Regions from separate parts of the Homo sapiens genome. Here region 1 is linked to region 2. The links are chromatin loops, found by intact Hi-C in ENCODE. Cell type or tissue: A673. All regions are shown on one strand. Each heading gives the region's core, and the rest is flanking DNA. Links, peaks and the distances in the headings are about the cores only.

Region 1 (16,026 bases), core at 3,233-11,232, 48 kb before region 2:
TAACTGGCATTCCTCATTCTTTCTTTGCTCTTTCTTTGTTTCAGCAGACAATGGTATTTAAGCCTGAATTCAAAGCCAGCACTTGGAGATTTCTCTGGGTATCTGCCATGTACGCATGAGACATACATGTTATGAAACTTCTGGGGGTTTTTGTTCTCATTTATCTGCCTGTTATGGGAAACAGTACTTTGGAGGCTTAGAAAATGACACCCCAAAGCATGACCCTTTAGTGTGCTGGGTGCTTTGAACGGAAGGAGATTGAATGGCATCAGAAGCAGACTCAGAAACAAAGTCACTCTCTGACCTTCTCTTGCCCTCCTGTCTCCCAACCCGCTGCCTTCCCCAAAGTGGATCTTACAAACCAGAATTCCTCTTCCCCAAAGCAGATCCTAGAAATTAGAAACCTTCTCCAGAGTAAGCCATACAACCTAGAAAGGTCATTCTCTGACTTCCTCCTTCTCCCTTGAAGACCCTCATTTTGTTAGAGGCATTTGAACCAGAGCAACTCCATCTTGAGTGGGGGCTGGGTAAAATGAGGTTGAGACCTACTGGGCTGCATTCCCAGATGGTTAAGGTATTCTAAGTCACAGGATGAGACAGGAGGTCGGCACAAGGTACAGGTCCTAAAGACCTTGATGATAAAACAGGCTGCAGTAAAGAGCCCAGCTAAAACCCACCAAAACCAAGATGGCGACGAGGGTGACCTCTGGTCATCCTCACTGCTACACTCCCACCAGCGCCATGACAGTTTACAAATGCCATGGCAACGTCAGGAAGTTACCCTATATGGTCTAAAAAGGGAAGGCATGAATAATCCACTCCTTGCTTAGCATATCATCAAGAAATAACCATAAAAATGGGCAACCAGCAGCCTTTGGGGCTGCTCTGTCTATGGAGTAGCCATTCTTTTATTTATTTACTTTCTTTTTTTATTTTTATTATTATTATTTTTTTCTTTGAGATGGAGTCTCGCTCTTTCACCCAGGCTGGAGTGCAATGGCATGATCTCGGCTCACTGCAAGCTCCGCCTCCCGTGTTCAAGCCATTCTCCTGCCTCAGCCTCCCGAGTAGCTGGAACTACAGGTACCCGCCACCACGCCTGGCTAATTTTTTGTATGTTTTAGTAGAGACGGGTTTTCACTGTGTTAGTCAGGATGGTCTCGATCTCCTGACCTCGTGATCCACCTGCCTCGGCCTCCCAAAGTGCTGGGATTCAAGCGTGAGCCACTGCACTCGGTTTATTTATTTACTTTCTTAATAAACTTGCTTTCACTTTACTCAATGGACTCACCCTTAATTGTTTCTTGTGCGAGATCCAAGAACCCCCTCTTGGGGTCTGGATCAGGACCCCTTTCTGGTAACAATTCCAGAGGGTCCTGCCCCACACCTGAAAGGAAGGAACGCTACCCAGAGAGGTCAAGAAGAATCCGAATAGACAGGCCTCGCTGGGTTTCCCCAGCAGAATCTATCACAATATTAGATCATTCTCTTTTGACGCAATCACATTTCTACATGGCTGTCAATTCTTCACTGTGCCTATGCATAAAAACAGTCTTCTCTGGGTGTTTGGATCTTCATTTCTCAAGGCTCCTGTGTCCTGTAAGACTTTGATTAAATAAGTGTGTTATGTGTTTATCTTGTTAACCTGTCTTTTGTTATAGGAGTGCTGGCCGTAACCCTTACGATGGATGAGAAAAGGCATCACACCTTTTTGCCCTCCCATTCCCAATTAAGAACTATAAAGTGTAAAGAGAAAATTAATTTTCCTCTGCTACATTACACAATGTTAGCTACAATAAAAAGCACAAGCCAATTATTCAACGATGGAAAGATATTAGCTATCAAGCCGTGAAAAAACATGGAGTACCCTTAATGCATATTGCTAAGTGAAAATGAAGCCATCCTCAGAGGGTTAACAAGAATTCTGAACAGAAATACGTTATAATTAAGCATTAATTAGGCTGCACTTTGCTCCACTCCCTTGTAACCAAAAGTCACGTAGTACCACATACGGACCACATACATCCCCATTGTTCTTATAGATAAGATCTCTGATGTTAGAATTACAAGGCTTTTGTTTAAGAATTGCTTAACATGTTTCCAGATTCCGAATTCCAGTGGCCCCCTTATAGAGAAACTGAATCAGCATGAGAATAGTTTCTTCATCTCCCTGTCCCATGAGATAATGGACTCTTTCCAATCAATGATCGCCACATTCCAGCCCACTCCAAAAACCTTAAAAACCTTAGCCCCAGACTCCTCTGGGAGACGATTCTGAGATTTCCTCCTGTCTCCTCATTCGGCGGCCCTCCAATGAAACCTCTTTCTCTGCAGCAACCTGGTGTTTCGGCGACTTGACTTGTCACGTACATCACACAATGAATCTATCATGTTTACAAAAGAAGCCAATCTGAAAAGGCAACATACTGTATGATTCCAACTATATGACATTCTGGAAAAGGCAAAACTATGGTGACAGTATAAGATCAGTGGTTAGCGGCGAGAAAGGAATGAATAGATGGAGCGCAGGGCAGTGAAACTATTCTGTGTGATGCTGTAACGGTAGATACATGTCATGCACTTGCTGAAAACCACAGAATATACAATACCGGGAGTGAACCTTACTGTAAACTATGGACTTGAGTTAATTAACGGTGGATCAACATTGCCTCATCAATTGCAATAAATGTACCATACTAACGCAAGATGTTAACAGGGGAAACTAGACGGGGGGAAGGAAAGGAGGGGCATATGGAAACTCTGTACTTTCCCCTCAATTTTTTGTAAGCCTAAAACAGCTCCAAAAAATAAGGCCTATTTAATTTAAAAAAAAAATTGTAAAAGCTGTCTTTCTTTTCATGTAATTTGAGAGGATATTTCCTCAACTCAATGCATTAAGACACCCAGAGTCTTAAGCATTTTTTGGTTAATTACAACCTGTTTTCTCATCACATTTCTAGATTCTATGTAACAGATGGTGAAAATGTCTATTCTGAAGGCCTAAAAAGTATTCCTGTTCAAGAATAGTGGCTATTACCCAGCATCCCCTGCGCAGGAGTTGGAATACCCAGGGCTGGGTGCAGGAAGAGGGGGCCACACATGAGGCACCAGGGTGGAACACAGAAAGCAAATCCTCAGGGTGCTAACAAGAATAGAGGGAACTCCCAGAGGAATTAAAAGTAACCCCTACCAGGAACCTAGGGAAATAATCTATACAGAGAAAGAAACGACTTGTTTGAAATTCATTCACACTGGCAGGGTCAATAGAAAAATTTCAATGTAAATAACAGGAGGCCTTAAATGCATGTTTGCTGAATGCTGAAGGATCTGGGGCAGAAACTATGCAGAGGTTTCTGCAGTGGCCAAATGTTGCCTCTTATCACAGCAGAACAGCCATTAAAAGGGAAGCCCTGGGAACACAGTGAATGTAGATGGAGCCAATCAGATACCCCTGTGAGAGATTTTTAAAGATTTTTTTGTTTTTATTCTCCTTGTAGTCCATTTGGATCGGATAAGATTTGGGAGACTGATAATTTGCCATTATCTTAACCTCAAAGTTGAAGCAACATTTAAAGGGATTAATGTGGCTTTTCTCCCTCCCAGGGGCATTTTCACCTTCACACCACCGACTCTTCATTTGTCATCAGCAAGCTGGGGACAATTACTCAGAAGACAATGGCAGCAGCGCCACAGCACCGTGGGTTTAATGCTATTTCTGTCTCTATAAAATCTTCAATAATTTGTTTACGACTTCCAAAATTCAACAATAGTGTGCAAATGCAATTCTACTTATGTTAATGTGTACCTCCTTTTCTCATATCAGATTCTGAATAAAAATTAGGCAAGTACTCTGTTTTGAAAATATATAAGATGTGAACTTCCTGGGGGGCTGGGGGGACCTCCAAATGCACTATCCTATCAACCACATTTTTTTTAACTTAATAACTTAAGTGAACTGTTAGTGAAATTACAACCTGCTTGTGACACAGTAAATTTACAACAAAATTCATTCCATAAATTATTCAATTCCAAGACTGCAGTCAAGGAGAGAAATATCACCAGGAGCAGGTGATTAGCATGTGAAAGGAAAAACCCATCTCCCTGCAGAAACAATCACTGTCAAAGCTTCCTATTGGAGTTTTGTAAAAATTACTGTTAAGAACACACATTTAAGGCTTTGTAGTTCCTATAAAAGGGCTAAGTATTTGATTTACATTAGATTCGTTTGTTCTTTCTTCAACTGTCTCTTTCTCCTACAAACCATAACTGCCTCAATAAATGCTTGCTCAATCAAGTGTGCATTAAAACAAAAGAATTTAACTTCAATAAAAGTGATGAATCAGGGCCAGAAGTTAACTTTTCCCTCCTCTGTGTTTCTTGCTATAAAGTAGGCAAAGCAGAAATTTACATCTGATGCTCCACAGGGGAATATAATTGGTTTCTATTGTGTAGTTGGTCATAGCTGTAGATTCTTGAAGAAATCATTTGAAGCCAAAGTTGCAGGACAAAAGGGTTTCAACAAAACTACATTTGTGAACATGGTCTATAGACAAACTAGCTCTGTAAATGGGACTGTCTGCTTTCTACCAACTTCACACACAGAAGACAGTGCTGATGGGCAAACAAAAGAGTTACAGGATGTTTTCTGAAATCTGGCACACAAATCCCCAACTGGTGGTATTTTCAGCCAGGTACTAGGAACATTTTTTCCTTCCATGGTGGTAGGTCTTCAATAAAACAAAGTAGATACTATCACCTTTTTTCTTAATTAAAACAGCAATGTGGCTGTTCTCACATATTAATACATACACTGTTACATTTCAGCAAATGCCTTAGAATCTGCTTTTCTTTAGTGGTTGCTCTTTTTCTTATAGGCATGTGTGATAGGCAGAACAATAGAAAATGTCCATGCCCTATTTCCCAGAACCTGTGAAGATGTTACAATGCACGGCACAGAGGAATTAAGGTAGCAGATGGAATTAAGGTTGCTAATCAGCTGACCTTAAAATAAGGAGATAATCCTGGATTATCCAGGTGGGTGCAGTGTAATTACAAGGGTCTCTAAATGTGGAAAAGGGAGGCAGGAGAGTGGGTATCAAAGGGACATGATGTGAGAAAGACTTAACCAGTATAGAGACAGAAAGGTGCAATACTTTTTCATATCCATTATAAAGGTCAGAGCCAACATTCTTATAACAATAAACAGGTTAACAAGAGAAATGCTATATTCATCTGTTCTCGTGCTGCTAATGAAGACATACCCAAGACTGGGTAATTAAAAAGGAAAGAGGTTTAATTGACTCACGGTTCAGCATGGCTGGGGAAGCCTCAGGAAACTTACAATCATGGTGGAAGGGGAAGCAAACATGTCCTTCTTCACATGGCAGCAGCAAGGAGAAGTGCCAAGCAGAAGGAGGGAAAGCTCCTTATAAAACCATCAGATCTTGTGAGAACTCACTCACTATCACAAGACTAGCATGGAGGTAACCGCCCCCATGATTCAGTTACCTCCCACTTGGTCCCTCCCAGGACACATGGGGATCATGGGAACTACAATTCAAGAAGAGATTTGGGTGAAGACATACCAAACCATATCAATGCATAATAAATTTATTTAATCAAAGTTATACAGGACACAGGAGCCATCAGAAATGAAGACCTAAACACCAAGGGGAAACTGATTTTATGTTTAGGTTCAATGAGGAATGGCAACCAGGTAGAAACATGACTGGACAAAGAGAAGAATCTAATTGTGATAGACTAAGTGGGGAACACACAAGGCTTGTCTATGCAGATTCTTCTTGGCCTCTCTGGGTAGCATTCCTTCCTCTTGGGTATGGGGCAGGACCCCTCTGGAATGAGCATCTTCAAAGGAGAAAGCAGAGAGTGACATTACTAGGTTTAATGAGAGGGTTTCTAATTACTAGGATCTACCTTGGGGAAGAGGAATTCTGGTTTCTAAGACTTTGGAGGGGGAACAGGGGTTGGGTGACAGGAGGACAAGAGAAGGTCAGAGAGGAGACTTTGTTTCTGAGCCTGCTTCTGAGGGCTTCCAATGTCCTAGTGTTCAAAGTACTCAGTATGCCCATGTGCCATATTTTGGGGTATTGTTTTCTAAGCCCCAACACTGGCTGCTGCTGGCTCTGAAGATGGAGAAAGGGCAGTGGCTCATGCCTGTAATCCCAGTACTTTGGGAGGCTGAGGCGGGCAGATTGTTTGAGCTCAGGAGTTCAAGGCTAGCCTGGAAAACATGGTGAAACCCCATCTCTACTAAAAATACAAAAATTAGCTGGGCATGGTGGCACACACCTGTGGTCCCAGCTACTTGGGCATTTGAGATGGGAGTAACTCCTGAGCCCAGGAGAACAAGGTTGCAGTAGGCCAGGATCACACCACTGCACTCCAGCCTAGGTGAGAGAGTGAGCCTAGAGAAAAAACACAGCCCCATGAGATCTTACTCTCAGGCAGAGAGAGCCCTCTTTGTACTTCTGACCTATCATCAGAGCTAACAGATAAATTTGCATTCTTTTAAACTCCTAAGTTTGTGGTAATTTATTAAAGCAGTAATAGGAAACTAATACAGAGTATTTAAACAATACACCTGCTAAAAATCTTAGCAAATTAAATTAAGAGAGTTTAACTGAGCAGAGAACCAGACACAAATCAGGCAGCCTCCTGAGCAAGAGTAGGCTCAGAGAGACTCTAGCACAGCCATGTGGTGGGAGAATATTTATAGACAGAAAAAGGAAAGTGATGTCCGGAAAATGGAAGTGAGGGACAAACACAGCCAGATTGGTTTCAGCTCAGCCGTTGCCTGATTTGAACACAGTTTGAACACTTGTCCCCCTTTGGCCATAACTCAGTTAAGCCAAACTTAAAATATATAAGAACTTAAAATATATAAGGAGGCAGCTGTAGGCTATACTTGATTTAACACATCCTATTCTGAAAGGTAAAATGGTATGGAGAAAGGAAAGCAATTCTGCAAATTGTTATTGTTTGTTAATAAAGGAAATCACAAAAGGAGAGGCTTAAACGTTAATTTTACATAACTCTCCCTAAAATTACATAGGCAGGAATATTTGTGAGTTTTTGTTTGTTTTTTGAAACACGTTTCACCCTGTTGCCCAGGCTGGAGTGCAGTGGCAGGATCTCGGCTCACTACAACCTGCGCCTCCCAGGTTCAAGAGATTGTCATGCCTCAGCCTCCCAACTAGCTGGAATTACAGGTGGACGCCACCTCGCCTGGCTAATTTTTGTATTATTAGTAGAGACAGGGTTTCACCATGTTGGCCAGGCTGTTCTCAAACTCCTAACCTCAAGTGATCTGCATGGATCGGCCTCCCAAAGTGCTGGGATCACAGGTGTGAGCCACGGCACTTGGCCAGTAGGAATAATTTGGTTTGGCAATTATGTTTTTTTTTTTTTTAGTTGTTTTTTGTTTTGAGACAGAGTCTTGCTCTGTCGCCCAGGCTGGAGTGCAGTGGCACAATCTCAGCTCACTGTAAACTCCGCCTCCCAGATTCAAGCAATTCTCCTGCCTCAGCCTCCTGAGTAGGTGGGATTACAGGTGTGCACCACCACGCCCAGCTAATCTTTGTATTTTTAGTAGAGACAGGGCTTCACCATGTTGGTCAGGCTGATCTCGAACTCCTGACCTCGTGACCCAACCCCGTCAGCCTCCCAAAGTGCTGGGATTACAGGCGTGAGCCACCGTGCCCTGCCTGGAAGGGCAATTTTGTTTTAATTGCAATTAGCCTTCTACCATTTATCAAAAAGATTCCTTAGTGTTTATGGATAGACACATCTTCCACTGGCAGTGGAATACTTCACCCTACCTAAAGCGATTCCTTCTTTCTTAGATAATGCCGCCTTCTCACCTATTGTCTGACTCTCCAGAGCCATCAGCCATTGCCTGGCATGTAGTTTGTGCTTTGATACACAGAAGCCACCTAAAAACCACCTTGACTTGTAACAGTAAATTCCTATTAGATTGTTCAGCACGGAAGAAAACCAACATACAACTGCAGAATAAAGAGCTGAAAGGAACCTTATGTGATCTAGTTTAACCTCTTTATTTTATCAGAAAAGTGATATTCAAAAACTGGAATTCTCTCTGAAGGTCATGCAGTCTGGAGTGAAAGTAGCTTGAAATGCCAGCCCAGGTCTCTTCCCATAATGTATGCTGCTGTCCGCATGGTTTGTTCAAATTCAGTCCTTCATTCATCCAATGGCAATTTACTAAGGGCCTACCTGTGTGCTGGGCACTGCTTTAGACACTGGTTATGCAGTGGAAAATGAGAAAAATGAAGGCCCTATTTTTTTTGTTTGTTTTGTTTTGTTTGAGATGGAGTCTCACTCTGTCACCCAGGCTGGAGTGCAGAGGTGTGCTCTCGGCTCACTGCAGCCTCCGCCTCCCAGGTTCAAGAGATTCTCTGCCTCAGCCTCCCAAGTAGCCAGGATTACAGGTGCCTGTCACCACGCCTAGCTAATTTTTTTTTTTTTTTTTTTTTTTTTTTTTTAGTAGAGATGGGGTTTTGCCATGTTGGCCAGGCTTGTCTCGAACTCCTGGCCTCAAATGATCTGCCTGCCTCGGCCTCCCAAAGTGCTGAGATTACACGCATGAACCACCGCGTCCAGTCCTCTATGTTAACTACATAGTGAACAGTCCAATGGGAGGAAACAGACACTACACAATAAATACACAAACACGTAACAAGTGCTATCGAAAATGGAACAGGTTGATGTGATAGAAAAAGACTAGGGGTCGCTTTCAGATTGGCTGATCAGCAAAAACCTCCCCAAAAGGACCTGAATAACAAGAAGGAGACAAGCAGGATGGGAGCAGTGCCTTCCCCGCAGAGGGAACACAGACACAGACTATAGCACAGAAGCTAGTCTGACCTTTTGGAGGAAGGTCACGAAGGCCCGTGTGGCAGGAACCTGGCACAGGAGGGTGACGGGGTAAGAGGGGCAGTGTGAAAGGTGGGCGACAGCCCAGGCGAGCTCTGTATACACCTGTATTTATATGCGTGTTGACCTCCATTTTGGAATGTGAAATGCTCATGCGCACGGATTTGTTTAATACACAAAGCACCTAATGTTACCAAGTCAATATGAACTCGGACCTGTCCTGTCTTCATGGGGAAGGATTGGTTTCTTTTTTTAAAGAAATATTTTTTTGGAGATAAGATCTCACTCTGTTGCCCAGGCTGGAGTGCAGTGGCACAATCATGGCTCACTACAACCTCAAATCCATGGGCTCCAGAGATCCTCCCATCTCGGCCTCCCAAGTAGCTGGGACTATAGGCGTGCAACACAACATCTGTCTAATCTTTTTATTTTTTGTAGAGATGAGGTCTCACCATGTTGTCCAGGCTGTTCTCGAACTCCTGGCTTCAAGCAATCCTCCCACCTCAGTCTCCCAAAGTGCTGGGATTACAGGTGTGAGCCACTGCGCCTGGCCCAAGGGTTGGTTTCAAAAACACAAAATCAACAAAATGAGTGAATTGTTGGCACTGATCAATGGCATTGTGCTGGGTTTTATGAAGTGAAGGTTCACAAGAGCACTTTAAGATGGGAATGAAATAATTTCAACAAAGGGAAGTCAGATATTCCCAGCATGGGGGAAGCTATTAGAAGTTACTGAGTGCACACACTATGTGCAGGCAATCCAGTAGCTGCTTCCCCTCCATTATTCCAGTTAACGCCCCACTCTACAATGTTATGTAAGAAGCACTTGGGGCCGGGCGCGGTGACTCACGCCTGTAATCCCAGCACTTTGGGAGGCCGAAGTGAGCGGATCACAAGGTCAGGAGTTTGAGAACAGCCTGGCCAACATAGTGAAACCCCATGTCTACTAAAACTACAAAAAAATTAGCCGGGAGTGGTGGCGGGCACCTGTAATCCTAGCTACTCGGGAGGCTGAGGCAGGAAACTCGCTTGAACCTGGGAGGCGGAGGTTGCTGCAAGCCGAGATCACGCCACTGCACACCAGCCTGGGCAACAGTGCGAAACTCTGTCTCAAAACAAACAAACAAACAAAAAGCACCTGGATGCTGAGCAACCAGCTCAAGCCTGCATGCTTAGCGAGTGAGAAAACTGGAAACTACACACTGTTCTCTCTCACTCCAAGGGTCATTCATGCCTTTCCCATTTTGCCATCTACCACTCATATAGACCAAAAACTAGTCTGCACAAGTCATGTCACCTCTAAAAAGTCCACTCTCTTCTTGCATGAGATGACAGGTCAGACCAGATGATCTCAAAAATCCCTGTGCGTCCAACATGCTGGGATTACATGGTTCTAATCTACTGGCAGAACTTCCCTCCCTCATTCTTGCAGGCCTCTGCACCTGGAAATTTCCTCCTCGGTAAGTAGAGCAGTTGCTACCTAACGATCAGAAATGCTTCCTAACGTCCAGAAGCCAGATTTCTTGCCTGCATGGCTAACAACAGCAAGCGCAATCCTACCTCCCCCTGCTGGTGGGGGAGGGATAACAGGGTCATTACTAGCTCGTCTTTCCTTTCACTTCCACCTCCTCAAATAAAAATCAACTTCCAAATCCGTGAGTCAGTCTCGACACGTTTATGTGCCAAGACACTATTATGAGGAAATTGCATTCCCAAATGAACTTTAAGGACAGCTCTCAGCAGCTTAATTTGCAAATGCCAGTATTTTCCCTCTCCATAAAGGGCTCACCTTCTTCGGTTCAACGTCAAATAGAAGCAAACAGAAATTTTGCTTCTAAGAAGCACAGATTATTTCGGGGGAGTAAAGTTCTCTGCCTTAAAGACTTTTCTACTTAACAGCAATCTCAACAATTTGGGAGGCCGAGGCGAGAGATTCGCTTGAGCTCAGGTGTTCAAGAGCAGCCTGGGCAACACAGGGAGACCCTGTCTCTACAAAAAATCTTAAAATTAGCCAGGCGTGCTGGTGCACACCTGTGATCTCAACCACTCAGGAGGCTGAGATAGGAGGATCTCTTGAGCCCAGGAGGTCAAAGCTGCAGTGAGCCATAATCACGCCACCGTTCTCCAGCCTGGGGGACAGAGCAAGACCCTGAAAAAAAAGAAAGAAAGAAAAGAAAAGAAAAAGAAAAGGAGAGAGTCACCATCGTATAACATGTCAGTAAGTCACATTTCCAGATTTGGAGTGTGGCTAATCATTTCTTCTTGAATTGTAAATAAATGAGAATTATTTTCATATTCTGGAGCAAAAATTAAATATTTGAATATAGAGTCATTATTTTTAATATATTAAATTATCAAGCTTAAAATATCTCATAATTTGGGCCAATTCTGACTACTCCATAAGGCAATGCTAGGACTAAAAAGACCCAGCCTTCCTATATACACTGCTTTTCTTTATATAGAGAGCAGGTCTTCCATGCCCCAAAAAAGTCATCTGATTCTTCTGAGTTGCCATTTGTGGTAGACAGTTGCTGTTTTTGCCTATCCCACATTCTGCATCTAGGTTTTCCTTTGGAAATTACCCCCAGCCCAATCCTGTGTATCTATGGTTCAGGAGTAGTCAAATTCACATCCAGATCCAGGGGCAGGCACATGATCCAGGCCTTGTCAATCAGGCTATCCCATCCCCCTAATAGCAGTTATGGCCCATACCACAAGTCTAATCAGAACTAATCCCTAGTTCATTGCTAGAGAGTCCAAGATAAAAATGTTCTCCTTCTCCTGGGAAAGGCATATCAACCTGGAGCTTCTGGGAACCACTTTGCCAACACAGGTAGCAGCCTGCTTGAGAATAAACGAAAACAAAGGAAAGGAAATAAAGATGCAAGAGAATAAGTTGAGTCCGATGACACCACCAAAATTCCTGGAACCAAATGTGCCTGAAGCCTCCATGGACATTTTAGGTATATGAGCCAATTCGTTCATTTTTTTAAATTAAGTTGGTTTAAGTTGAACTTTCTGTTGCTTGCAGCCAAAAAATTCCCATTGGGTATATAAATATATATAATTATATTTATTATATAAACATATAATTATATTTATTATATAAACATATAATTATATTTATTATATAAACATATATATATTTATTATATAAACATATATAATTAAATTTATTGTATAAACATATATAATTATATTTATTTTATAAACATATATAATTATATTTATTGTATAAATATATATAATTATATAAACATATAATTATATATTTATTATATAAACATATAATTATATATTTATTATATAAACATATATTTAATTTTATATATTTATTATATAAATATATATTTAATTACATATTTATTATATAAATATATAAATTATATATTTATATAATAAATATACATAATTATATATTTATATAATAGATATGTATAATTATATATTTATATAATAGATATATAATTATATATCTATTATATAAATATATAATTATATGTCATATATAATTATATATCTTTATTATATAAATATATAATTATATATCATGTATATAATTATATACCTTTATTACATAAAGACATATAATTATATACCTTTATTACATAAAGACATATAATTATATCTTTATTACATAAAGACATATAATTATTTCTTTATTACATAAAGACATATAATTATTACATAAAGACATATAATTATATCTTTCTTACATAAAGACATATAATTATATCTTTCTTACATAAAGACATATAATTACATACCTTTATTACATAAAGACATATAATTACATACCTTTATTACATAAAGACATATAATTATATACCTTTATTACATAAAGACATATAATTATATACCTTTATTATATATCTTTATTACATAAAGACATATTTAGTTATATATCTTTATTATATAAAGACATATTTAGTTATATATCTTTATTATATAAATATATGTTTAGTTGTATATCTTTATTATATAAATATATGTTTAGTTATATATCTTTATTATATAAATATATGTTTAGTTATAGATATTATATAAATATATATTTAGTTATAGATATTATATAAATATATATTTAGTTATAGATATTATATAATATATATTTAGTTATAGATATTATATAAATATATATTTAGTTATAGATATTTACTATATAAATATATATTTAGTTATATATTATATAAATATATATTTAATTATAGATATTTATTATATAAATATATTTAATTATATATTATATAATATATATTTAATTATATATTATATAATATATATTTAATTATATATTATATAATATATAATTAATTATATATTATATAATATATATTTCATTATATATTATATAAATATATATTTAATTATACATTTACATATAAATATATATTTAATTATATATTTATATATATTTAATTATATATTATATAAATATATATTTAATATATATTTATATGTAAATATATATTAAATATATATTTACATATATGTAAATATATATTTAATATATATTTACATATAAATATATAATTAATTATATATATTTACATATAAATGTATACTTAATTATATATATTTACATATAAATATGTATTTAATATATAAATACATTTTTATATACTATATATTATATAAAATATATATATTATAAATATATAAAAATATATTTTAATATAATATATAAAATATATTATATAAATTTATAATATATTTATTTTATTATATATTGATATAATTTATTATATATTGATATAATTTATTATATATTATATAATATATAATAAATTATATTATATATTATATAATATATAATAAATTATATTATATATTATATAATATATAACAAAATTAATTATATATTATATAATATATAACATTATTATATTATATATTATATATTATATAATATATAACATTATTATATTATATATTATATATTATATAAAATATATAATATATAATATATAAATTTTAATTTATAATTTTATATAAATATATAAAATATATATTATATAATATATTATATATTATATTATATTTAAATATATATTTTATATATTTATTATATATATAAAATATATTTTTTTCCCATTTTGGGGTTGCAAGATCACAAAAATCCTATGAAAATCTACCAAGTGCATCTATAGAACAAAGACACAAAGTCTTAGAGAATTAGTGGACATCTTTTTCCACTAAGAAAAAAAATCGCTGGTTAGGCATGATGACTCATGCCTGTAATCCCAGCACTTTGGGAGGCTGAGGCTAGAGGACTGCTGGAGCCTAGGAGTTCAAGACCAGCCTGGGTAACATAGGGATATCCTATCTCTACAAATAATGATGGTGTGCACTTGTGGTCTCTGCTACTTCGGAGGCTGAGGTGGTAGGATCACCTGAGCCTGGGAGGGCAAGGCTGCAGTGAGCCATGATCACATTACTGTACACCAGCCTGGGCAACAGAGCAAGACCTGTCTCAGAAAAAGGGAAAAGAAAAGAAAAGAAAAGAAAATGGGCTTATGAATTATTTATAAGAGAAACAATGTAAGAGGATCTATATTCTTATTTCTAGCAGCAGAAGAAAACTTCAGCAATCTCTTTTTTAAAAAATAAGCTCTCCCTAAAAATAGAACTAGCATTTGATCCAGCAACTCCACTACTGGGTATATATACCCAATGGGAAAGAAATCATATCAAAAAGATACCTGCCCTTGTATGTTTATCACAGCACTATCCACAAAACAACGTTATGGAATCAACCAAAGTGTCCAACAACAACAGTGGAGGATTGGATAAAGACTACATGGCACATACACACCCCGGAATACTACTCAGCCATAAAAACAAATGAAATAATGTCTTTTGCAGCAATATAAATGGAACTGAAGGCCATTATCCTAAGTGAAGTAACTCAGAAACAGAAAGTCAGTCCAGGCACCGTGGCTCAAGCCTGTAATCCCAGCACTTTGGGAGGCCGAGGCAGGTGGATCACTTGAGGTCAGAAGTTTAAGACAAGCCTGGCCAACATGGCAAAACCCTGTCTCTACTAAAAATACAAAAAATTAGCTCGGCATCGTGGTGCATACCTGTAATCACAGCTACTCAGGAGGCTGAGGCAGGAGAATCACCTGAACCCGGGAGGTAGAGGTTACAGTGAGCCGAGATCACACCACTGCACTCCAGCCTGGGCAACAAGAGCGAAACTCAAAAAAAGAAGGAAAGAGAGACAGAGAGAGAAAGAGAGAAAGAGAGAGAAAGGGAGGGAAAGAAAAAGTCAAATGGCACATGTTCTCACTTACAAGTGGGAACTAAACGATGGGTCCACATGGGTATACAGAATAGAGTAACAGACATTGGTGACTGCAAAAGGTGCGAGGGTGGGAGGGGGGAAGGGGGTGAGGGCTGAAAAATCATCTATTGGATACACTGTTCACTATTCAGGTAACGGGGACACTAAAAGCCCAGATTCATCACTATACAATACATGCAGGTAAGGAATCTGCACTTGTACCCCTTAAATCGATTTTTAAAATTTTTTAAAATTTTAATTTCTTCTATCCCTGCCCTCATGCTACATTTTTATTTTATTGATTGATTTATTGATTGATTGATTTTTTAATTTATTTTTGAGACAGAGTCTTGCTCTGTTGCCCAGGCTGGAGTGCAGTGGCGTGATCTTGGCTCACTGCAACCTGTGCCCCACCAGGTTCAAGTGATTCTCCTGCCTCAGTCTCCTGAGTAACTGGGATTACAGACAAGCACCACCATGCCCAGCAAATTTTTTTGTATTTTTAGTAGAGACAGGGTTTCGCCATGTCGGCCAGGCTGGTCTCAAACTCCTGACCTCAAGTGATCTGCCCACCTCGGCTTCTCAAAGTGCTGGCATTACAGGCGTGAGCCACTGAGCGTGGCCTCGTGCTACATTTTTAGTTTGAATAGGTCATCAGCAGGTTATCTTTGTGATACAACATATCTGGGATGCCACCAGGGAATAAATATAATGTAGATAAATACCTAGGTGATGAAATACAGTTTTCCAAAAAGTATACAAATTATGTGTCAATATTATACATTGTCCCATGCTTGAACCAAAAAAGCCTTCCCTACTAGACCACG
Region 2 (16,026 bases), core at 2,811-10,810:
TCCATATGGCTACTTTGAGTCTTTATAGAAATAAACACATACTGTATGCATTCTTAGAGTGAAGTGCTTCTTGCAATGCAAGTCTGAAAATTATATTATGAGTCCATGCTAAATAAGTGTAGAAATTGAGGGTGTTTTGAAATTTTTATGCCTATTTGATAGTCATGTTATGTTGCTTGTATACTTTTTGGAATTTCACTTTTCTTATAATTTATTTTTATTGTATTTAACAAAAGCACTAGTCTACAACAAATTTAAAATTCAAAAACTAACTGGATTTTCACTGCAGTTAGTGTGAGAAGCCATAGATTTGTTTAGACTTCTCAGACTCCCAAAGTGCCTAGCCAGAAAGTGGCAGCACCTGGGGATAGCCGTACTCTCAGCTCAGACCCCTGTCCCAGCCCCTCCTCACCAGGCATCACCTTGCTCCATTAGGAGCCTCAAGTGCGTACATGTGATCACCCAAGACTACAAATCCAAGCTCCATTCACCCCCAACCACACACAATTAGACACAAACAGCTACCCCTTAAGGCACGATAGCATGGACCACCCCTGAAAGGAGGAACTCAGGGTGCTTTGCATGGGGAATGGTCATGGTTCAAGGCTACCCAGGCCACAACAGAGGGCAGGCAGGACAGATTCCATGTAGCCACACCCCTTTGGCCATGCAGACACCTTGTCCCATCATTAGGAGCACAGTCAGAAGAGGCCGAGGGGAGGGCCCTTTAATGCTCAGGGCTCAGCGCAGAGGAACCCTCTTGCCCATTTCAGGTAGGAGATGGGACTTGACTCTGGAGGTGGGGCTCAGACACTGGACCAGATTTAGGACTAGGTAAAACAGGGTAGAGGTGAAAGCACCTCTCCATAAGACAGGCCCACTGGTGTGCCTTGTCAATTTACCATTGCCATGGCAACACTTGGAAGTGACTGCCCCTTTCTGTAGCAATGAACCAATGACATGGAAGTTACCAACCTTTTCTAGAAATGTCTGCAAAATCCACCATTAATTTGCATGTAATTAAAAGTGGGTATAAATATGACTGCAGAACTGCCCCTGAGCTGCTACTCTGGGCAAACTGCCTATGGGGTAGCCCTGCTCCGCAAGGAGCAGTACCTCTGCTGTCACTGCTATACACACTGTGGCTTCAATAAAAGTTGCTGTCTAACACCACCGGCTTGCTCTTGAATTCTTTCCTGGGGGAAGCCATGAACCCTCCTAGGCTAAGCCCCAGTTTTGGGGCTTGCCTGCCCTGCATCACAGTCAAAGGGCAGTCATGGCTGGAGGTACTGAAAGAAGCTGGAAGCAGGTGCCAACTGTGGCAAGAGGAAGAAAACAGAAAGGAAATACTTCACCCCCTCCTCCTCCTGAGCCTCCCAGCAGGTCCCCATCTGCAGAAACAAACTAGAAACCAGTTGCTCAGAAGTCTGGGAAATGTGGTTTGTGAAATGTCAGCTCCAGCATCACATAGGGCTTCTCTAAAGTTTCTGGATACACGTTCTTTGACAGATTCTGCATTAAAATACCTTCTCCAAGTTTATAGATCTTTGTGTCTGTGGCTGTTGTTCTTTTTCTCTGTGTGCTAGCTTTGGATGAATTCTTATTTTTTTTAATTTTTTTATTTCAACATTTATTTTAGATTCAGGGGGCCATGCACAGATTTGTTACATGGGTATATTGCATGATGCTGAGGTTTGGGGTACATAAGCAGTCATCAATCTCTTCCTTTATGCTTAGGGTTTGTGTTTCATGTTTAAGAAATCCTTCCCTACCTCGGGGTCATGAAAATAATCTCCTATGTTATTTTCTGAAAGTCTTATTCTTTAAAAACTATAGCTTAAAGACTCATTAAGAACTGTAATGCACCTGATATTGATTTCTCCATATAGTATAAGATAAAGGTACAATTCCAATTTATTTTCATATCCATACTCCAATGTCCCAGCACCATTTATCCTGCCCTCCACTAATCTGCAATATCACATCTGTCATGTATCAAAGGCCCTCATATGTGTGGATCTCTAACTGGGCTACCTCTGCTCTCCTGCTGCTCTATGCCTATAACACCACCAAAGCATCTCAATTACTATAGCTTTGAAATCTTGATCTTGGTAGGCAACTTCCTGAATTCTGTCTTTTTCATGAAGAATACTGGTGTTTTCGGCCCCTTGCATTGCCATATATACTTTATAAGTAGCTTATCAAATTTCACAAAAGAAAAATAAATCCTGTATGAATTCTAAACAGAATTACATTGAATCTAAATCAATTATAGAAGAATCGACATCTTTACCATATTGAGTCTTCTGATCCAGAAGCAGGGCTTACTTATCTATTTAGTTAGATCTGCTTTAATATCTCTCAATAAAATTTTACACTTTTTCCATAAAGGTCTTGCATATGTTTTGTTACATTTCTTCCTCAGTGTTTCATATCTTAAGTTATTACAAGCAGCTTTTATTCATTTTCTAAATGTTTGTTGCTGGCATGTAGAAATGCAATTGATTTTTGTACATTTTTTTTTAATTTAACTACCTTTCTAAACTCACTTATTAATTCTAATAAATTATGCACAGATTCCTTTGTGTTTTGTACATAATCCTATCACTTGTAAATAGTAACAGGTTTCTTTCCTCCCATCCATTCCTGATACCGTTTATTCCTTGCTTTTCTTTGCTATACTTGAGAACCTTCAATAGAGCCTCCAACCTCAGCCTCCCGAGTAGCTGGGACTACAGGCACATGCCACCACACCTGGCTAATTTTTTGTAGAAATGGGTTTCCGCCATATTGCTCAGGCTGGTCTCAAACTCCTGAGCTCAAGCCATCCACCTGCCTCTCCCACAGTGCTGGGATTACAGGCGTGAGCCACCATACCCGGCCTTAATAGATTGTTGAATAAAGTAACTATAGGGACATTCTTGTCTTTCTTTTTTTTTATTATTACACTTTAAGTTTTAGGGTACATGTGCACATTGTGCAGGTTAGTTACATATGTATACATGTGCCATGCTGGTGTGCTGCACCCACTAACTCGTCATCTAGCATTAGGTATATCTCCCGATGCTATCCCTCCCCTCTCCCCCCACCCCACAACAGTCCCCAGAGTGTGATATTCCCCTTCCTGTGTCCATGTGATCTCATTGTTCAGTTCCCACCTATGAGTGAGAATATGCGGTGTTTGGTTTTTTGTTCTTGCGATAGTTTACTGAGAATGATGATTTCCAATATCATCCATGTCCCTACAAAGGACATGAACTCATCATTTTTTATGGCTGCATAGTATTCCATGGTGTATATGTGCCACATTTTCTTAATCCAGTCTATCATTGTTGGACATTTGGGTTGGTTCCAAGTCTTTGCTATTGTGAATACTGCCGCAATAAACATACGTGTGCATGTGACATTCTTGTCTTTCGCTAATCTCAAATATAAGGTCAAAGTTTTACTAGAAGTATGAAAGTACTTCTTTTTTTAGAAACCCTTAACCAGTTTAAGGAATTTCCCTTCTTGTATCAGTTTGCTAAGAGTATTTCCTAATTGTATTGAGTTTCATTCAATGCTTTGCATCTATTAAGGTAATCATATGATTTTTATCTTTAATATACTAATGTGGTAAATAACAATTGATTTTCTAAAGTAGAACCAACCTTATATTCCTGTGACAAGAACAGTTTGCTCATGATTCTTTACCCTTTATATATATATTACTCTTTTGGGTTTGCTAATATTTTGCACAGGATTTTCCCATGTATTTCATTATAATATTGGTCTACAATTCTTTCTTCTATTATCTGTTTCAGGTTTTGGTATCAAAGACATGCTAATTTGTATTCTATGCTCTGGAATATAGTGAATTTTGAATTTTTTTCTTGAATGATTGATTTTGCTGGGATTGGAGGGGGTTTGTGGAAATATTTTTGACTATGGAGTAATTGTTTTAATGATTTTGTTATTGCTTGGGTTTTCTATTTGTTCTTGAGTCAATTTGGGTCCACTGTATTTTTCTAAGATTTTGTCCATTTCTTAACAACTTTCAAAGTGATATGGTTTGGCTCTGTGTCCCCACCCAAATCTCACCTTCGACTGGAATCCTCATAATCTCCATGTCAACAGCAGGACCAGGTGGAGGTATTGAGATCATGGGGGCAGTTTCCCCCATGCTGTTCTCATGGCAGTGAGTGAGTCTCATGAGATCTGATGGTTTTATAAGCATTGTCTGGCATTTCCCCTGCTTGCAATCATTCTCCTGCCAACCTGTGAAGAGGTGCCTTAAGCCATGATTGTAAGTTTCCTGAAGTTTCCCCAGCCATGCAGAACTGTGAGTCAATTAAATCTCTTTACTTTATAAATTACTCAGTCTTGGGTATTTCTTCATAGCAGCATAAGAATGGGGACTAATACACAAAGTTACAGCTTGAAATTTATCATTATAATCTTTTGTCATTGTAATATCCAGAACACCAATAATTAAGGTTTTTTCAGTCATGATAATGATTACTATTCTTTGATCAATATCACTAGGGGGTTGTCAATTATATTAGTCTTTTCAAATAACTTACTTAGCTTTGTAGATTATCTTTATTAAAAGCTTAATTTCTATTGTATTGATTTCTGTTTTTACACTTATTACTTTCTTCCTTCTACTTTCTTTGCATTTAATTAAGGAGGAAGCTTGTTGCATTAATTTTTATCCTTCCTTCTTTTCTGTTGTAGCTTTCAATGTCATAAAATTCCCTCTAAGTTCTGCTTTAGCTGTCTTCTACCAGATTTGACATTTAATATTTTTATTATAAATCAGTTCTAAGTATTTTCTAATTCTCATTGTAATTCATTTATTGAATCTTTAACTGTTATTTTTTCATTTCCTAACACAAGCTTTTTCTGATTTTTCCAGTTTCATTTTAGTTGTTGATTTCTAAATTACATTATATACTTAGTTATTATACATTATACATTTAGTTTCATTACATTTAGTTATTGATTTCTATAATTACATTATAACACCCAAGCATATTTTCCTTACTTGTATCTACATATTTGCATATATTCATCTGCCCCCCCCATCCTGCCCACATCTACCTCCCTTTCCGCATCATTTTATTTCATGTTAAGTGGCTAAATTTACAATTTAGTCTTTATGTTACAGAATATCCAGGAGGAATTGTTACTGAATCAGAAGAAAAATTAACAACATTCTGAGATGGATCCAGTAATAGGATCACATACTTCCATTTTAGGGAGAAAGCGGCTGCATCTTTGTATAAAAGATATTTGCACACTGTAAGTCAGAAGCATAATGTTATTTTTATTGTTGTTTTAAATATAAGAGTGTATATATGGGTGCTGAATAGCCAAAGGAGTGGATTGTGCTGAACAGTGTCTACTGTCCTGCATTTGCTCTTCAGCCATGTTCTTTCTAATGCCAGGACTGGAAGCCTGCAATTACACTTCCCAGACTCCCTTTCCAGCTGTCCTCCTGTTGGGTCTGCCAGTGAGAGGCACTAATAAGAGACTGGAAGCCAGAGGAAGGAAGAAGCTACTTTCTCCTGGCTGAAACTACTTTCTCCTGGCCTCTACCAGTGCTTCTGGCTGTGACTCTGGCAGTGATGGCAGTAGCAGCAAAGGCATGACAGTGGCATCCCAAAAGCACATAAATCATCGATTTTGTATAACCATATATTCTATTTTGTTTTTCCAGGTCTTTCAACACCTTTGCAACACATTTCCTGCATCCTGTTTGAAATACCCAAAATGGTTCTTATTAAACTTTGATAAATTTATGCGAGGTAATTTTAGTTATTTTTTATTATGGATTACATTGAGATCAGAGAATGTAGACTATATAATTTAAATGCCTTCAAATATTTTGTGACTTCCTTCAAGATCCAGAATATGGTCAATTTGTATAAATATTCCATATGTATTTGAAAATATATGTATTCTGGAGTTGTTGGGTAGAGTGTTTTACATATGTCTATTAGGTTAAGTTTAATTGTGTCGATCAAATTTTCCATACCCTTACAGAATTTTTGTCTAATTGAACTACCAATTTCTGAGAGAGATTATTGTGGTTTTATCTACTTTTCCTTATAGTTCTCCAATTTTTGCTCTATATATTTTGAGACTTTGTTACTAGGTCAATAAAAATTGTAATTATTGTATTTTCCTGGTGAATAAGACACTTTATAGTTACAAAATGATCCTCTTTATCTTCAGTAATATTAGTTGTCTTAAAATGTATTTCATCTTATATTAATATAACTACACAATCTTCCCTTCGTTTCAAATTTTCCTGGTATACCATTTCCCATGCTTTTATTTTCAGTCTATTTGCTTATGTTTCACATGTCTTTCTTATCAATAACACATTGTTGGATTTTGCTTGTTCTTTTTTAACTCAATCTGATAACTTTTGTCCTCAAATTTAGACCATTTACACTTAATGTAATTACAGACATATTTGTATTTATATCTACCATCTTATTTCAGGTTTTCTATTTATGTAGTCTTTTCTCCCTTCCCCTCCCCATTTTTTTGTATTCTTTTGGGTTTTTGTTTGTTGTCTTTCCATTTTTCTCCTCTACTAATTTAAAAATTATATATTTTGTTTTTATTCTTTAAGAGGTGTACAAAAACTTATCCAAGTCAAAAGCTCGCCAATATATTTACCTCCCAAAAACACCACAAGAGCATTAGAACACTTGCCTTTTAGTCATCTACTCCTAACTTATATATACTTAGATTAGGTTACAGTTTCTTCACATTTAGACAGTATGAATTCAGGCTAGAAAACCCTATGAGTATTGACTTGTGAGTCCACATAGACTACTCTGATCAAAGCACTTGACCTTCCAACTACCCTCAATAATCTTCACTTCTCACAGTGCTCCATCTTCTGTCTCCCTGACTCTTTGTATATGTTCATCCTTTGCCTGGGACACACTTCCTTATTTGTCATCTGGCTCCTTGGTCTTACATATCACCTTTTCTAAGATGACTTCCTTGACCACCCCCACCCCATCTAATTCCATGTTATTTTCCTTCCTTAAATATTCTCATCTTGTAATTCTTCCCATTATAGCGTCTATCACACTATTTTGTAATTGCCTTTTTTCTTATCTACATAGGTTCTTTGAAAATAGGAACTATGTCTGCTCTTTCACTTGTGAATCCCCAGTTCTTAGCACAATGCCTGATGCTATTAATATTTGTTAAACAAATAGAGTCCCTTACTTGAAATTCTTCACTGGTTTTCCATTGCCTTCTTACAAAACCTCACAGTGCCTGGCAATTACGAAAGTCCCATTTAAGCTTTTATGTTTAGTTGACAGGATACTACTTGTATTGTAGAAGCTGGTCTGGCCACTGATCAATGCAGATACCCATATAACTGCCTGGTAATGTATCTCAAGAAAAAAACTGTGATTATACTAAGGTGGTCCCATGGCATCCAATGTGAATTATCAGAAGGTGGTCAGAACTGAAAGCAGGCTTAGACACTGCCATTTGTCACCTCTAAAGTCAAATGACAAACCAAAGGACCTAGTATACCATGCCTTTTAAATGTAGCCAGACCGTGCTAAGCTATGAGGATGCAAAGGCATAAGAATGACATAATGAACTTTGGGGACTCAGGTAAGGGAAGGTTGAGATGGGGGTGAGGGATAAAACTCTACATATTGGGTACAGTGTACACTGCTTGGGCAACAGGTGCAGTAAAATCTCAGAAATACCGCTAAAGAATGTATCCATGTAACAAAAAGCCACCTGTACCCCCAAAAAATATTGAAATAGAAATAAAAATTAAAAATAAATGTAGCTAGACCAACATTATCTTGTACCTGAAAGGGAAAGAAAAATCCACTTGTGTGCTTAAGTAATACCATTCTTACTAATGAACGGACATTGTAATTTGAGACTGCTATGACACAGGATTGTCAGTTCTAGAGCAGAGGGCATTTAATATTTTTACAGCTGCTTAAGAGTACTTCTATTAAAAAGACTGCTCAATATAGGCTTCCTGAACAAGAAATTGACCTTGTATACTCCAATAATATACTATAAAAGACAAAATCATAGAATTCTTGAAGCCAGAAGAAATGTCAATAAGCTAGTAATTCAAATTCCCACCTATGAGTAGGACTTCATCTAAAGTCAGTTGTTCAGCAAATGTCTAGGAAGGAGTTGTCCGATATTCCCTTGGCTGGTCCAGTACTTCATCAGATCTATTGTTAGAAAAGTCATCCTTGTTATTCCTCAGCTTTGTCTCTGACCCTTTAAACACCCTAGGTACTTTCTGGCATTGAACAAACCAATAAAAGACAAGGTAGGCCAGACGAACTCATGTCTGTATTAGGATAACCCAAGTGACCCAGGGCCACTTGCCTGGAGGTGGCCTTTTGCCACCTGTTTCCATAGCCTGGTTCCATGCTTTGGAATTTGGTCTCTGACTCTGATTTCTTCACTCATTCAATGATCTATTTGGCCTATGAACCTTGGATTTCTGATGAAATCTTACTATGCACACTCCTGATTTCAGCATCACCTGCTGCTTTACAGGAAATAGCCAATCCATCAGCCAGCCTCTTTCTATGGCTCTCCCATCAGCCAGCTTAGTTTTCTCTAAAACCTTTATTCTTTTCTTTGCCTGCCCACCCTGCAGAGCTGATTCTGCCCCACCAACCAGAGACAGGTACTCAGACAATTTGTCAGCTTAGTGTCATTACTTCAGATGAATTTTGCATTCTCTGATTATATATTCTATTAAGATACAGAATATTTGGAGATCATCCTTCATATAATCACATGCCTTTAAAAAAACTTAATGTTTTCTTCAGAATGACAATGTGTTGGAAACATCACTGACATTAATTATATTTCTGTGGATTATAACCATTCAAGTCAACTCAACTGAATGACAATATTAGGAGTAGCAGACCAAGGACATAACAGAAAGAGAAACATAAACTATAATTTTTCTATCAATATAGGGAAATCTAGATAATACCTTTTATTCTAATTAAGGACAAAACTACATGCCACAAAATAAAGTAAAAGACTATGTAACCACCAGGTAAAACATACATGACTGAGACAGAAAGAGAAAAAAAATGACAAAGACCTCATTCTCCTGCCCTCCCCCACACAATTTGATAAATAGGATATCTGGAGAATTAACCTAAAAATGGAAACCTATCAGAAAATAACAATTATATGGGTAATGGATGAAATTGTCATTTTAGGCAGAGAACATAATTAAAGTCACAGAAATCACAGAAAAGGTATAAAGAATTACTTGAACTCAGTAGGAAATGATTCTAAAAAAAAAAAAATACTTTGCCAAGAACAAAAAAATACTAAGCATAATATAAATGTTTTGTGTCCTTTTCAAGAAATGACTCTCTGTCCTTTTATTCTTTTAATGGCTTCTATTTTCTATTCACTCAGAATCACTCACTCAAAATCCTCTTCGTATGGGGTTGTTAATAATGTTGTCCATCTGCAAGGAAAAAACCTCCACATACAAATACACACATTTTGGCTTTTCCTCTTGATCTTTGTTGGATACATTATAGGTAGATGTCATGATGCTGTGCTGCTGGGATCTAACACCAAAGGATATCTTTGTTTGTGTACATTTTTCTTTTACTTATTCTTAGAGAAAGACAGTAAAACATGCTGGAGCCACTATAGTTTGTTTGTTTGAAATTATACATAAAAGACAGAAATGGAAAGTTGGAAACAGCTGTGTTAATTAAGAAACATATGAATGTAAAGCATTGGCCTTACAACCTACAGAGATACAATAATAATGCCATTTATCACTCTGTTTTACCCAGTATTTTTAATGGGTTGCATTAAAAATATCAATCAAAGACTACTACCTGTTCTTTCATATTAATTGCCTCAGGATTCTACATTTAAAATTACTGTTGAACAGATGGCTTCCTGTACCCTTACAGGAGTGTGAGACTGAGCTTTACTGACGCATCTGTTAAGCTAAACATGCATGTAATCCATAAGAGATTTAGCACTTACTGAAACTAAGCATGGTTTACTTCCTGCGAGTACTATCCTAAGAACCTCTGAGTATTTGAAGTTTGTTATAGGTTAGCCTTTTCTTCACTTTTATTGGCCTTCCTCTTAGGGATATCTCCTGATCTTCTTTTTGCCTGGGTCCTACAGTAGATTAAGGAGACGCGGATGGGCAGCGGTGGAAGGAGACACACACACCAACTCAACTTCTCTCCACCTCCACCATCACCTCCATAATCCAATCTGCCATTATCTCTTGCCTAGAAACTAGCAATCATTTCCCAATTTCTTCTTACTTTCCCTCTTGAATCCATTCAATGTTCCGTCATGTATCCAGAGGGGTCTTTCTGAAGCACATGATCTCCCTGCTTAAATCCCTTCTATGGTGTCTCTCTGCTGCTAGGATAAAGATCAACATCCTCAACAAACCAACAAAGCCCTCTGAGTTCAGTCCTGCCTTTCTTATCCATCTCCTTTTATTCTCCATACTCCCACCTTACTGGCCCCTTATACTTCCTCATGTGAAACAGGCTCACTGCCATCACAGAGCATTTGTTCTGTTTGCAAGAAAAGTTTAATACAGACTGAGGTATACAAGAGTCCTACCAGCATTAATATACCTGTTCAGTGTGCCCAAAATTCGATGATTAAATCTTATTTCCTTCACGTCATTAATTCACTCATACATGTGAGAATGAAAACAGGGAATGGGGCACCAGCTTCATAGCTGATATTTCTGTATAACTTAGTATAGAAGGAGACACTTTGGGTCCATGAATTCTTCAAATACTGATGTAATAACTCTATTTCTTTAGTACAAGAATTTAAGATATACTTTTAAAAATATAAAAAGTGTTATCTTAAGTAGTTATCATAAATTACACCAGCAACTTATGCTAATATAATTTTTTACAGATACAAGAAAAGATCTGGGCCAGGTGCGGTGACTAACGCCTTAATTCCAGCACTTTGGGAGGCCAAGGCGGATGGATCACCTGAAGTCAGAAGTTTGAGACCAGCCTGGCCAACATGGTGAAACCCCGTCTCTACTAAAAATACAAAAATTAGCCAGGCATGGTGGCAGGCACCTGTAATCCCAGCTACTCGGGAGGCTGAGGCAGGAGAATCACTTGAACCCAGGAGGCGGAGGTTGCGGTAAGCCAAGATCGCACCATTGCACTCCAGCCCAAGCAACAAGAGCGAAACTCCGTCTCAAAAAAAAAAAAAAAAAAAAAGAAAGAAAGAAAGAAAAAACAAGATCTGAAAGACATACTGACAGAAGGGTAAACACAGCACAGGGAATTTTGGGTAACAAGTAAAATAGAATAATCCCCCTGGGAGAGCTAAAGATAGATATTAACTGTTTTGCTATTCTGTCAAAAAGCAGTCAATTTAAACATGTCTCAGGATTAGTGATCTTAAAATAATTTTATGGGATTTCTTATTATAAAAGTGTTATCAGCAGAACACACATTCTTTTCAAGTCCACGAGGAAAATTCACCAAAACAGACATGCTGAGTCATAAAACTAGTCTCAATAAATATCTTAAGATTGAAATTATGCAGAGCATATTCTCTGACCATAAAAGTGTTATATTAAAAATCAATTATGAGTAGCTATCAAGAATATACCCTCAAATATTTGGAATTTGAACAGTATACTTTTAAATAACAAATGACCAAAGAAGAAATCACAAGATGAGAAAATAATAGAAACATAGTACTTCAAAACTGTGGGATACAGCCTAACCAGTGCTTACAGGGAAATTTTTAGTTTAACTGCTTTTTTATAAAAAAATTTTTTAAAAAGAAAGGTAAACCATCATTCTCAGCAAACTATCGCAAGGACAAAAAACCAAACACCGCATGTTCTCACTCATAGGTGGGAATTGAACAATGAGAACACTTGGACACAGGAAGGAGAACATCACACACTGGGGCCTGCTGTGGGGTGGGGGAGGGGGGAGGGATAGCATTAGGAGATATACCTAATGTAAATGACAAGTTAATGGGTACAGCACACCAACATGGCGCATGTATACATATGTAACAAACCTGCATGTTGTGCACATGTACCCTAGAACTTAAAGTATAATAATAAAAAAAAGAAAGGTATAACGTCAATAATCTAAGCTCCATCTTGAGAAACTAAAACAAAATAGAGAAAATTGAATGCACAGTAAGTAAGAGGAAGGAAAGAATAAAAATTAGAATGGAAATCAATGAAATAGAAAACAGACAAATTAGTAGAAAAAATAAATAAATCAAAGTTGGTTCTTTAAAATAATTAATTAAGTTGATAAACCCCTAGCAAAACTAATCAATAAAAGAAATAGAAGTTACCAATATCAGGAATGTGACTATAGATTCTAAAGATATTAAAATGATAAGCTTTCAATAAATTTAACAACTTACATGAAATGAAAAATTCCTTGACAAGTACATATTACCAAAATTTACATGAAAAGAAATTGACAATCTAAATAACCCGGTATCTATTTAAAAACTGAATTTAAAATCAAAAACTTCACTATAAAATCTTCCGAACCAGATAGCTTCACTGGTGAATTCCACCAAATGTTTAAAGAAGATGTAATATCAATCCTATATAAACTCTTTCAGAAAATAGAGAAGACGAGAATACTTATCAACTTGTTTTACATAGCAGCACAGAAGCCTGACAAAGATATTATAATTAAAAATATATAGATCAGTATCCTTCATGAACACAGGTTAAAAAAATGTTTAACAACATGTTAGCAAATTAAATTCAGCAATATATTAGAACAGTAATACACCATGACCAAGTAGGGTCTATCTCATAAATTCAAGGTTGATTAACTTTTGAAAATCAATCAGTGTAATATGCCACATTCATAGAATAAGAAAAAGATCATACTATCATCTCAAGAGATGTTTAAAAAATCATTTGACAATATTCAACACCCCTTTATGATTAAACTTCAGCAAATTAGAAGTAAAAAAAGAACTATCTCAATCTGATGAAGGACATCTACAAAACCCATGCCTATCATTGTACTTAATTGTGAAACAGTAACTCTCTTTCCCTGAGATCAGGAACAAGGCAACGGTGTCCACGCTTACCAAATCTTTTCAATATTGTACTAAAAGTTCTAGCCAGTGCAATAAGGAAAAAGACGCATAAAGATTGGAGAAGAAGAAATTAATATATTAAAGATTTATTGCAAGAAATGTATGAAAATATAGATATGCAAGCATATATTTCTACCACCCAACCTACCACTGTTAATATTTTGTTATATAGCCTTCTTTCTTCTATAGCTTCTATAAATATATATGCTTTTTCCCCAAAAAAAGATCATAGATTTTGTAGCCTGCTTTTTCTACCTAATAACACATAGTGAACTCTTTCCCACGCCCTTAAATATTCTTAATAGCATCATTTTTCATTGTTAAATAATATTTCATTGTATGAATATTGACTGTTCAATACACAATTTCATCAAATCCATGCAGTTAGACATTTAAATATTTCCAAATGTTTAGTTACTATAAATGATGCAGCTTCAGTTACATAATAGCCAGATATTATTGTATTATATATCCATAACTATTTCTCTGATATAAATTCCAAGAAACTGAATTTCTGAATAACATTATAAGCACATTTTAAAGTTTTTAATTCCTATTGCCAGTTTCATAACAGGAAGTATATGTCAATTTTTATGTCCAGAAGCAATGCATGGATAGTAGACATCTTATGTGCTTCCCCAAAATCTTTTGTCTGTCTCTTGACAGCATCCCCGATTTTCTATGCAGGCATTTTCGCCTCTTCTATCCAGCACAACACTTTGAGGGAAGGTGGTCCCACTCTTGATCCCAGATGGGAGATGTAGCTCAAGACTTAGCTAAGTAATGTAACCACATGGATCGAGCTGTTGTTTCAGGGATGAGTATATGCCTCAAGTTGGGCCAAAAGGATCTAAAAAAGAAATTGGGATTCTGTCAAAGGAAACTGCTCCCCTTCTAAGAAAGCTTCCAGAATAACCCTCTCATTTACCCTGCAAGTAAGAAGCAGAGAGTCTCAGGAAATGTTGATAATCTATCTTCTGGTGACAGCAATGAGAAGCCAGTCTTAGGATGAAGCCAACACTTTAGAAAGCAGAGAGGAGAAAGAAAAAGAAACTAGGTTCTAGATAGTATTGCTGAGTCCCTGAAACAAACCAATCCTCTGGAATTCAAATAACAAGAGCCAATAAATCTCATTTATTAAGTTATTCGAACTGGGCTTTCTATTACTTGTAACCAAATATATCCTCACACAATAGGAGAGTATCTATATTACTCTTCATAATTAATGACAATAATCTTTTTAAAATATTGTCATTTTATAGAAAGTTATTTGAATTTGCATTTCTTTGACTACTAGTGAGGTTAAAAATGTTTTCAGAAATTTACTGGTTATATGCATTTCTTCTTCAGTATATTTTCTGCTAATATATTTTTTCAATTGATATGGTTATCTTCTTGATTTGTAAAAACTTCATATATAGAATACTAGCACTTTGGCACATGTATTACAGTTATTTTATGAATTTATTTTTTGTCCTTGTTTTATATAGACAAAGCTACCAGTAATTTTCTTTCTAGTTTTTTTTTTTTTTTTCTTGAGACAGAGTTTCACTCTTGTTGCCTAGGCTGGAGTGCAATGGCATGATCTTGGCTCACTACAACCTCCATCTCCTGGGTTCAAGTGATTCTCCTGCCTCAGCCTCCCGAGTAACTGGGATTACAGGCATGCACCACCATGCCTGGCTAATTTTGTATTTTTAGTAGAGACAGGGTTTCTCCATGTTGGTCAGGCTGGTCTCGAACTCCCAGCCTCAGGTGATACGCCCACCTCAGCCTCTCAAAGTGCTGGGATTACAGGCGTGAGCCACCACAACTGGACTTTTCTTTCTAGTTTTATCTTTTAGTAATAAGCCTAGAAAGCCCTGCAGCACATTAAGATTACATAAATAATAATTACATTAATGGAAGGGTAAATAGTCACTGTTGAGCCCTGAAATAATGGCATATCAGTTAAAACAGAAGAAATATTTTAAAATCTAGATAAAAACAGAGATTAGCATCAAAAAGGAAAAGATCCAAGGCCTGGGGAAATAGACACTGGAAATCCAGGAGGTGAATAATAGCAGTTACACAAGGAGAAGAGTAAAACTGTAGAGGAGAGGCAATAATTAAATAACATGAAAAACTGTCCCTGAGCTAAAGCCTACCGAGGGAAAAGGGTTGTGTAGTTTCAGGTAAGAGTAAGAAGAAACACACACTCAGGCATCCTGAAAAATTTCTGAACTCCAAGGATAAAAAGAAAATATGACAATTTTCAAGACAGTATGTGCAAGTTACAAATAAAGAAAAAAGAAATGAGGCTGACATCAGACATTTCATCTGCAACACTGGAACCTAGATGATAATGGAATAATATTTTTAAGATTAGTGTGAGGGGGCAGAATGAACACCAAGATTTGGGGACCCAGTCAAAATATGAAAGAAAAACATTTGTAAACACGTAATAAGTCAGGGAAAATATCACCCAAGATACAATAGAACTTCTGATCATAAACTTGGATAAAGTAGTAAATTATCTCAGCAAAATGTAGGACAATGAGAGTAGAAGAGGAATGAGAAGAAATAAAATATTCCTTGTTGTTCCTTGAGAATGAGAAAAAAGGAGAAAGTAGAGAACTGAAAATGTTCTTAAGAGTTGAATTTATTGGGAGAATAGTGTCTTTTGCAGATATCTAGTTTTAATTTGAAATAATAATGATGAAAGTTATCTATATAGTGTGTAATATGTACCACACGCTGTTGTATGTGCATTACATATATTGTCATTTAATCCTCATGAAAACTCTATGAGAAAAATTAAAAGAAAGCAATAAACATAAAGTGAGATGTACAGAATATAATTAAGCTAATTGAGTGTTGCACTAAGAGACAGAC

What was found. A loop is a pair of places that touch in the nucleus more often than their neighbours do. Peaks named below come from ENCODE experiments on the same cell type or tissue, not always from the same donor. Only the 100,000 strongest peaks of a DNase experiment are listed, where the experiment ranks them.
Region 1: it touches region 2 in a loop (3-fold over the local background); 2 of 110 quality-filtered maps call a loop at or near these places.

The regions. Positions count from the first base shown.
Region 1 is chr16:74,097,488-74,113,513 of GRCh38, forward strand. LOC124903722 (a long non-coding RNA gene) reads right to left here and starts at 6,351. Exons shown (of 2, transcript XR_007065119.1): 1 at 6,310-6,351; 2 at 5,595-5,865. RefSeq lists a silencer at 11,590-11,790. In A673, for the core only: CTCF peaks have their summits at 6,734, 10,468 (motif pointing left) and 10,668; a DNase peak (open chromatin) is centred at 10,484; H3K4me3 peaks cover 604 bases.
Region 2 is chr16:74,145,493-74,161,518 of GRCh38, forward strand. No RefSeq gene overlaps it. Among named protein-coding and RNA genes, the nearest start is that of PSMD7-DT, 62 kb to the right of the region's middle. In A673, for the core only: no CTCF peak of the experiment used is centred there; no DNase peak of the experiment used is centred there.